Regions from separate parts of the Homo sapiens genome. Here region 2 is linked to region 1. A link is an interaction called in ENCODE POLR2A ChIA-PET data of the cell type or tissue named here. Cell type or tissue: OCI-LY7. All regions are shown on one strand. Links, peaks and the distances in the headings refer to the core of each region. The heading gives the core; the rest is flanking DNA. Region 1 overlaps DENND1B (DENN domain containing 1B). Region 2 has its middle 5.6 kb from the start of DENND1B.

Region 1 (4,409 bases), core at 272-4,271:
AGAGGTCCAAACAGAAGATAAGTGCTAGCCCTAAAAGTGGTATTCAAAATGAGAGAAAGGTATAAATATGACACATTGAGAGATAATCGACTAGACCTGCAAAGACGAGGAAAAAAGTCACTTCACTGTAAGTAATTCAAATAATAAACAGAGGTTCCTTAAGGGAAGGGATACTATATTGGGGCAGAAGGTAAGGATGCATTTGGTTTTATAAGATGGTCATTGTAAGAGGCAAAATTGCATAAAGGTTGTAAGCATATACTTTGGAATCATACAGAACTGGTTAAACCAATTCCTAGTACTATGGCCTTGATCAACTTACTCCCTCTCAATTTCAAAATCCACATTTTCATCTGTCTACCGTGGATAACAACTGTACCTACCACATAATACATAATAATTAAATGAGTTAGTTTAAATAAATTTCTCAGTAGGGTAAGTAGCGCAAAGCATGCCCTATATTATATATTGGCTATAATTATTAATAACATCATCATTTTATGTAAGTGAATTCAGTATATATGATCTGAAAATAATATCTGTGGGAAGTAGTAACTGCTGAACTAAGACAGTGGGCAGTTGAAGAACAGGAATCGGAGAAGAAAAGATTAAGGAGGTAGAACCTATAGGATGTAGGTGGGGAAAACAGATGAGAGGGAGGAGTGATTCACCAAATTAGCCCTTTATAGTAGGAGAAGGAGACTATGGGGAAAAGATGGCGAGTTGCATTTTGGCGGTATTGAATGGGATGTCAACAATGAGCTAAACTGCACTATAAGAAAGCTCACTGGAAGAGAAAAACTTGCCTAACTGTAAAATGAAAAAAAAAATTATAGTATGTGAAAACATATAAATATAGAAGGTACATTTTAAAATAAACACACTGCCCTCAATAGTTTTATTAAAGAAACAAAACCAACACATACATTATTTTCTTTTATTTAATGTTGATTACACTATCAGCACAAAATTGTCACTGTTCCATATAAAAAATACTAACATTATCACTGTCTGTAAGCTATAAGGATAAGAAAAAAGAAAAAAAAATGCTTGGTAAACTGAAATCATCCAAGGTCATTTCTGTGGATATCATACAGGAACAAAGCTTACAGAGCCTAGGGGAATGACAAGTTAATAACAACTCTTTGATAATTCCATAATTGTTAAATTAAAAAATTCTTCATTGTGAATTAAAAGCCAATTATTTACTTTTAGAACACAAATGGACTAAATCATAAGGCAGAAATACGTGTTTATTTTCATGAAAAACAGAGCCATTATCACTACAGGAGTTGGAAGATAAAAACACCTCTAGTTTTCCTGTAACAGAAGTCTCCTCCAAATAACCTTCACACATCCCTTCCAATAAACTGCTTCCTGATGACCTCAACAGTACCATTTCCCCACTCCAGTCATATTCACTTAGCACTGACTAAAAATACAATGTTCAGAATAGCTGTGTACCGGTGAAATGATAAACTGGTAAGTAGAATTATTCAGTTTCAGATGACATAACTGGTTGCTTACGGGTTTGGGGAAGAATTAAAAATCTAAAAATTGCTTCTAGAATCTTTCCCTGAGAGATGATAACAATTTTTAACTGCACCACTCTGCTGCAGCTTTAAAAACATGAGGCACAAAAATACACTTTAATAACCTTAACTAGGAAGCAGGACTACGTAATCTTTGTTCTCTCACCAAATGTTCAATTCCTCATCTCCAGAAAGAGTCTCTGCACTTCGGGTTTCAGATTAAATGCTGACACAGGTGGCTCCATTAAGAGACAAATCAAGAATATGTATAATCCAGATGAAGAGGTTAAAATCCTCTGGACTGCCTTTCAGTCTGACTAAACCTGTAAAATCTATATTTAATAGCTGATTTTCCAGAGATCGAAAGATTTCTTTTTACATATGCCCTTGATGGAATTAATGAGAGGAGAGAAAAGCATATGCTTAAATGCCTGGGGGCAACTATAACAAAGGAAGAAATTACAGTTTATTAACGTAATTCCAGTACTCATAACATATTGCTTGCTCTAAATATCCCCAAAACAACATGCACTACACAATCAAATCTCTGTAACTAATATGCTTATAGACTTTCTGAGGGTGAATTTACTAACTAAATAATGGTCAAAATAATAGCTAACATTCAGACATCTGCTTTTAAAAGAAGCATCCCTTCCACCTGCTTCTACAGGCCACAAAGATACACTCTAGTTAACATATTACTGACAGGATGATGAGAAAGCTCCTGTCAGATGCTGGCCAGCCGGGTGTTTGAGACAAAATGCACAGCCCCAGCTGAATAGTTAGAGAAAGTCTGGTGAGGTACAATTATAGAGGCATATGACAAGGCTTCATGCCTGACTGATTTGAGAACCACTGACATGGCTTTAAACAGCAATCCAACCTACCTATGGTCACAAAACAGCAATAAGTCAACTGATACCCCCTTGTAATATCATGATTTATGCCTCTGCTTTGAATACACGAGAATCTAATATGATGTTCTGCTAGTCTACCAAGATTCGCTTGGGGCTTAAACATCTATGGCCTACCTACAGCATGGATAAAATCAATGTTCTTGTTCAGGATTACCAGAAACCGTTCCATGTGTACTTGACAATGTATAAATCAACAGAATAATGTATGAATCAACAGAATAAAAAAAAACTGATTATATCTCAATTCATTAAACTCAAACATGCAAAAATATAATAATAGGTACTAACACAATACCACACTTTAAAATATAGGGAGAAAACCTATTAGAATGTTGAAAACATAACAATATTCTTGATATCTGTGCTTACATATCTTAATTTTTTTAATTTTAAACTTTTCATCTTTTAAAGGTTAATTTTTTTTTTTTTTGACATAGTCTCACTCTGTCACCCAGGCTGGAGTGCAATGGCGTGATCTCGGTTCACTGCAACCTCCGTCTCCCGGGTTCAAGTGATTCTCTTGCCTCAGCCTCCCGAGTAGCTGGGACTACAGGTGCGTGGTACCATGCCTGGCTAATTTTTGTATTTTTAGTAGAGATGGGGTTTCGCTATGTTGGCCAGGCTGGTCTCGAACTCCTGACCTCAGGTGATCTGCTCACCTCGGCCTCCCAAAGTGCTGGGATTACAGGCGTGAGCCACTGCATCCGGCAAGAAATTATCATTTTTAACCACAAACAGCACCTAAAGAAAAGGAACCTCAAGCTAGCTGATTCTCTAATGAGAGTGTCACCACTAAAACCTACAGCAAGCTGTAAGGTTTATAATTATCATTCTCTTATAACTATGAAAAATCATGATTGTCAAAAAGTAAATAACTGAGACAAAATTTCTAAAACTACAATAGAATTATGAATGTTAGGCCACCTTTACATATATTCCTCTAAAAATTAAGAGTTGGGCTGTATACTTAAAAAATTAAAAATGGATAAAACGTTAATTTCGAACATTAAACACATTATAGTCTCCGTGATATATAAAAATATGAGTATAAAAAGCTTAAAAACAAGTAAATTCATTGATTTTACTTTTAATTTACATAAATTACTTTTAATTTATGTTAAGAAATGAGTCCTTGACCTTAAATGCCACTATGCATGGAATTTATAGCAGATATATTTTATATACTGTATATATAAAAGAATTATTCAAGACAGATTCAAGTAAAGCAGCTTCCTCCATAAAAGAAGACTAAGATCATGAAAGAGAACTTGAATTATGTTTCTTTTATCAGCCCAACGGTCCCAGAGAGTGAACCAAAACAGAGCTGGTAACTTAGAGGTGACATCACCATCAAGTTTTCATGAATTGTCATAAACAGTTGATAATAAATTGACATCAAACATAGAAAACAACTCCCCCAAAATACTAAGCCTTTATGATAACAATTTGTTTTTAAAGCCAAATACTAAGTTAAAAGATAGTAATGTTAATTTTTACTCTAACTGCAGATGTAGACTATTATAAAATTAAATGTAGAGGCCGGGTGCGGTGGCTCACGCCTGTAATCCCAGCACTTTGGGAGGACAAGACGGGTGGATTGCTTGAGGTTAGGAGTTCGAGACCAGCCTGACCAACATAGTGAAACCCCGTCTCTACTAAAAATACAAAAATTAGCTGGTTGTGGTGGCAGGCGCCTGTACTCCTAGCTACTTGGGAGGCTGAGGTAGGAGAATATCTTGAACCTGGAAGGCAGAGGTTAGAGTGAGCCAAGATTGTACCACTGCACTCTAGCCTGGGCAACAAAGTGAGACTCTGTCTCAAAAAAAAAAAAAAATTAAATATAAACTATTATAAAATTATAGCTCATAATTACTAAACATATATTCTATGCAGATATCATTCTAAGCACTTTATATATATGTATTTCCTTAATCTTTACATCAACCCTATGAGATTAAGG
Region 2 (4,409 bases), core at 211-4,210, 140 kb after region 1:
ATTTTAATAGGTACATTTTAACTGATTAAAGCCAGAGTTCACAAGGATATCCACCCTCTCTCAAACAATACAAGAACCTCTAAAACCCCCTCAAAACTAAAATCCCCCCAAAAATGCATTATGAATGTTGTTTTATACAGTCCATGTTTGTTTAGATTTACTCAGAACTTTACCATTCTTTTGTATTTTCATTTTAGATCTTCTGTGTAGGATCACTTTCCTTCTGCCTAAAATTCTTTCCCTTTTTGTTTGAGTTGGAATGTATTTATTTATCCCTCACTCTTGAAAAATATTTTCACTGATGAAGAATTCAAAGTTTACTATTATTTCTTTCTGCATGTTATCAATATCATTACACTGTCTTCTAAGTTCCCTAATAACAATTGGAACTTTGAAAGTAATCTTAAAATGTCATCTGTTTTTTCTCTCTGACTGCATTTATGATGTTTCATTTTTGTCTTTAGTTTTCTATAGTTTCACTGTGAAGTATCTAGGTGTAGATTTTTATTCATCCATGTTTCTTGGTTTCTTTAATTTTCTTGACTCTGGATTGGTGACTTTCATCAGTTCTGGAAAATTCTGGACTCCTTTCTTTCCATTCCTTCTGGGACTCTGATAACACATGTGTTATTCTACCCTCCATGTTTGTCAAACATCTCTTTTATAGTATGTCTCTCTTTATCTGTCTACGCTGTATTCTGGAAAATTTCAAAAATATTCTGTTCACTAATTCTTTCTTCAGCTTTGTCTCATTTTCTGTCAAAGTCACCCATTTAGTTTTTAATTTATATTATTTTTATTTCTAAAGTTCTGTTTGGTTATTTTCCAAATCTGTATTCTCTTAACTCATATTTTCAGCATCTCTTTAATTTATTAAAAATATTTAATATATATACTTTAAATTCTATTTCTAAAAATTCCAATATCTGAAGCATTTGTGGGTCTGCTTCTACTAACTGATCTTTTTTCTACTTGTTCATACTTATGGTCTCTTGATTTCTTCTATGTATGTGATTTCTTTTTATGTTATGTGATCCTTAGAACTTTATATATAGAAATTGAGTGACAGCTGAAATGAAAATGAGTTCTCTGGAGAAGATATTAATTTACTGCTGGTAGATGCTTGGGATCACTAGCAATTCAGAAACATAAACACTAAATTCTCAGCTTGAAATTCTTCAGACCATTCATGTGAGACCTGGTTTGTAGCTATGAATCCTCTGGGAAGCTTTTTTCCCCTTAACTATGCTCCATTGTTTGAGACAATTGTCCTTGAATACCTTTGGGGTGTATCAGCTTTATGAAGAGTATCCTGTTGGATTTCCCACATTAGGAAGGGTCTGAAGACCCATAAGACCATGATAACAGTTCATGGTCTTCCAGTTCATCCAGCTTAGGAAAAACCCTAAAGATGAAGATGAAAGGTGGCTTTTCTTTTTTTTTTTTTTTTTGAGATGGAGTCTCGCTCTGTCGCCAGGCTGGAGTGCAGTGGCGTGATCTTGGCTCACTGCAACCTCCACCTCCTGGGTTCAAGCAATTCTCCTGCCTCAGCCTCCCGAGTAGCTGGAACTACAGGCACCTGCCATCACGCCTAGCTAATTTTTGTATTTTTAGTAGAGGCAGGGTTTCACCATGTTGGTCAGGACGGTCTCCATCTCTTGACCTCGTGATCCACCCACCTCGGCCTCCCAAAGTGCTGGGATTACAGAGAGAGGTGGCTCTTGTAGCTACTTTTATTTGTCCCCCATCCTCCACCCCTAAGTATTCTCACTTGATTGCCTGCTCTTCAATGCATTGCAAGCTTTTAAAAATACTTAATTCTGAATTTTTAGTTGATTTTCATGCAAGTTTTGATCAGACTATAATGGATAATTACTTGGTTCTGACTATAGTGTCATGTAAAATGGACTAATTGCAACTTTTTAATCCACCTAATAAGGTCCACTTTCCTCAAACCAGGTCCAAAAAGTCCCCAACTTATATATCCCTATATATTAATGGTGTAGAGAAACCCAAGTTCAGGGCTTTTAGTGAGCCAACTGCCCTGATTTCCAGTGTACTATGACAATTAGAAAGGTAACTCCTGGCTTCCCAACCCCAACCACTTATTCATTGAATCCTTGTAGTAATATGCCTTAAACAAAAGTGAAGAGTTACTGATACCCAGGACTACTAAAGTTGACAGCTCCTTTCCCTTCTGAATGCGAAATAATAAACACTATTGTAAACTCTAGAATGGTATTTTTAAAAATAATAATACTATTAATAATGCTTCAGGTTCAGTATAAATTAACTCGACTAGACTCATAAGCCTCACCAATGTATATGAAGATTTTGAGTTCCAAACAATTAACTTAGAAATGAATTTTTTGAGGCAAGCATCTCATGAGTTGTAGCTAACATGTATCCAAGTCAGGCATTTCCTAGACTAACTCTGCACAACCTCTTATTACTATTCTTAGGTGAAATTTATTAATAGTATTACCACCTTCATTTATTATAGAAGAAAAGTTATAAAGTATTTAACAAACTGAATTTATTGAAGCTCTTAGGAAACTATCTTTAAATTATTTTATCAGGACCTGCCTTTTAATATTGACTGAGATAGTGTTGTTAAGGAAAACATCCTCCTGGCATGTTGTCCTTTTTATACTTAGCAGCAATATCATGAATTTCAATCTGAAGGTAAAATCTCCCTCAACAAGACATGTGAAATACTTTTAAAATAAAGAGAAGATGGAGGTGGGGATTCGGGATCAATATCTTCCCTGAAAGTTTGCCTTTCTGAGTTGTTTCACACCTCAAAGCTCATAGAGTTAGCATTCTATGTTGATTTAAAATCCAGTTTAATAAAAATGTTGTCTTCCAGTTTGTGGACAAAAGAACTCAGATAAATTTTGACACCTTTACTACCAAATCTGAACATATCCAAATATTTCTAAAATTCAATGGGTCGATGATGATATTTGTATATCTTGCTGTTAAACTTTTAGTAAGAAAATACAGTAAAATTCTCAAAAATAATACAGCACAGCAAAAGATCTTCTTCTGCCTTTTTCAGGTGATTTGCCAAAAATTGTAAATAAATTTTCTTACCTCTGACCAGTTTCTGCTTGTTCTCCCTTATCTTTGTTCCTCAATCTGCCAGACATTGTAGAACTTAAAACAGTCCTTGGAGTTCAGAACAAAGAATAATTGAAGCAGAGTGTCACCAACAGATGGTAATCAGTGGAGTCAAATTTTCTTCAGAGATTCTTTGAGGATTCTCCTTTGGACTTCAAGAAAGAGTGCTGTGTTTGTGTAACCATGTGGCATTGCATGGGAAATAATTTCCCAACCCCACCTACAAGATACTCCACGTAAATACAGTCTTCCTTGTATGGCAGCTCTGCTCACACCCATTTAACACTCTCAGGAGAATGAGTAATCACATCCAATGAGCAATGTCATTAGAATTTTCTGGAAGGAAACATAAATGATCATCTAACATGATGATAATAGTTCAACAAAATCAGCAGCCCCATAAGCAACCCTAATCCTAACGTAAATAGAGAGATTATCAAAACAAATTGCTGTGTGCCAAGTTTTGCTTTCCTAAAATATGAGAAAATAACTAGCCAAACATTACATGCATTTGTATATGATCAATTCTAGAAGGGGAAAAGTGCAACATTCCAGCAAATAGAACTCAGTCAAATACCAGGTCAAATGGTATAATTCCACAGCACAAGTTCATATGAAACAGAGACTTGTAACTCCAAAACAGATGACAAACTCTCCCCATCTCTTACTATTGCAAATTATAACAAGATAAAAATGAACAAGGACTGAGAGTTCTTCTGGGCTTCAAAAGTATGGACATCATCTTTCTCTCTGCTGTTGTTTCTGATGTCACAGACCCAAGTCTTAGGCAAGTAAGACTTGCCAAAAAATGGTCTGGTAAGACCATTTTTGCTTGTAATCTTCTCTGGGAAAGAAGGAACAGAAAGAAGGATCTGTGAAACTGATCAACGTCTTCTTAGTTTGGTGAGAACTTATATGTTTCCTTTGTAAAAAGGATGCAGTCTCACCTGACTTTCTTCATTCACGGTGCATAATTCCAGAAGTTTCTTCCCTTCTTCTCGAGACTGCCAATCAGGACAGCTGGGCTTGGCTGGAATGGAAAGGAGGAATTTGGACCCATGATCCTGTCCATTTGCCTGACTGTATGCAAGTGACTTAATAAAATTACTGCATCAGTGTGTAGTGACTTCTTTCTGCCTGCTGCACAGCTGTTTCCTGGGCCTTCCCTTCACTTCCCTCTTGGACTGAGTTGTGGATCAGGAACATATGACATTAGTATGTATACTGTGCATAGTAATTATACTGTGTTCTCCCTATGGTTACTTAATAAAACTACCAAATAGGTG

The links. ChIA-PET counts read pairs that join two places held together with the same protein. Peaks named below come from ENCODE experiments on the same cell type or tissue, not always from the same donor. Only the 100,000 strongest peaks of a DNase experiment are listed, where the experiment ranks them.
Region 2: POLR2A ChIA-PET joins it to region 1 with 6 read pairs; 1 of 35 experiments calls an interaction of 5 or more read pairs at or near these places.

Annotation. Positions count from the first base shown.
Region 1 is chr1:197,636,205-197,640,613 of GRCh38, forward strand. The region is part of intron 10 of DENND1B (DENN domain containing 1B); the gene reads right to left. Among named protein-coding and RNA genes, the nearest start is that of DENND1B, 140 kb to the right of the region's middle. In OCI-LY7, for the core only: no CTCF peak of the experiment used is centred there; a DNase peak (open chromatin) is centred at 2,297; H3K4me3 peaks cover 1,901 bases; H3K27ac peaks cover 3,020 bases.
Region 2 is chr1:197,778,894-197,783,302 of GRCh38, forward strand. It overlaps a transcript of DENND1B not described here. Among named protein-coding and RNA genes, the nearest start is that of DENND1B, 5.6 kb to the left of the region's middle. In OCI-LY7, for the core only: no CTCF peak of the experiment used is centred there; no DNase peak of the experiment used is centred there; H3K4me3 peaks cover 93 bases.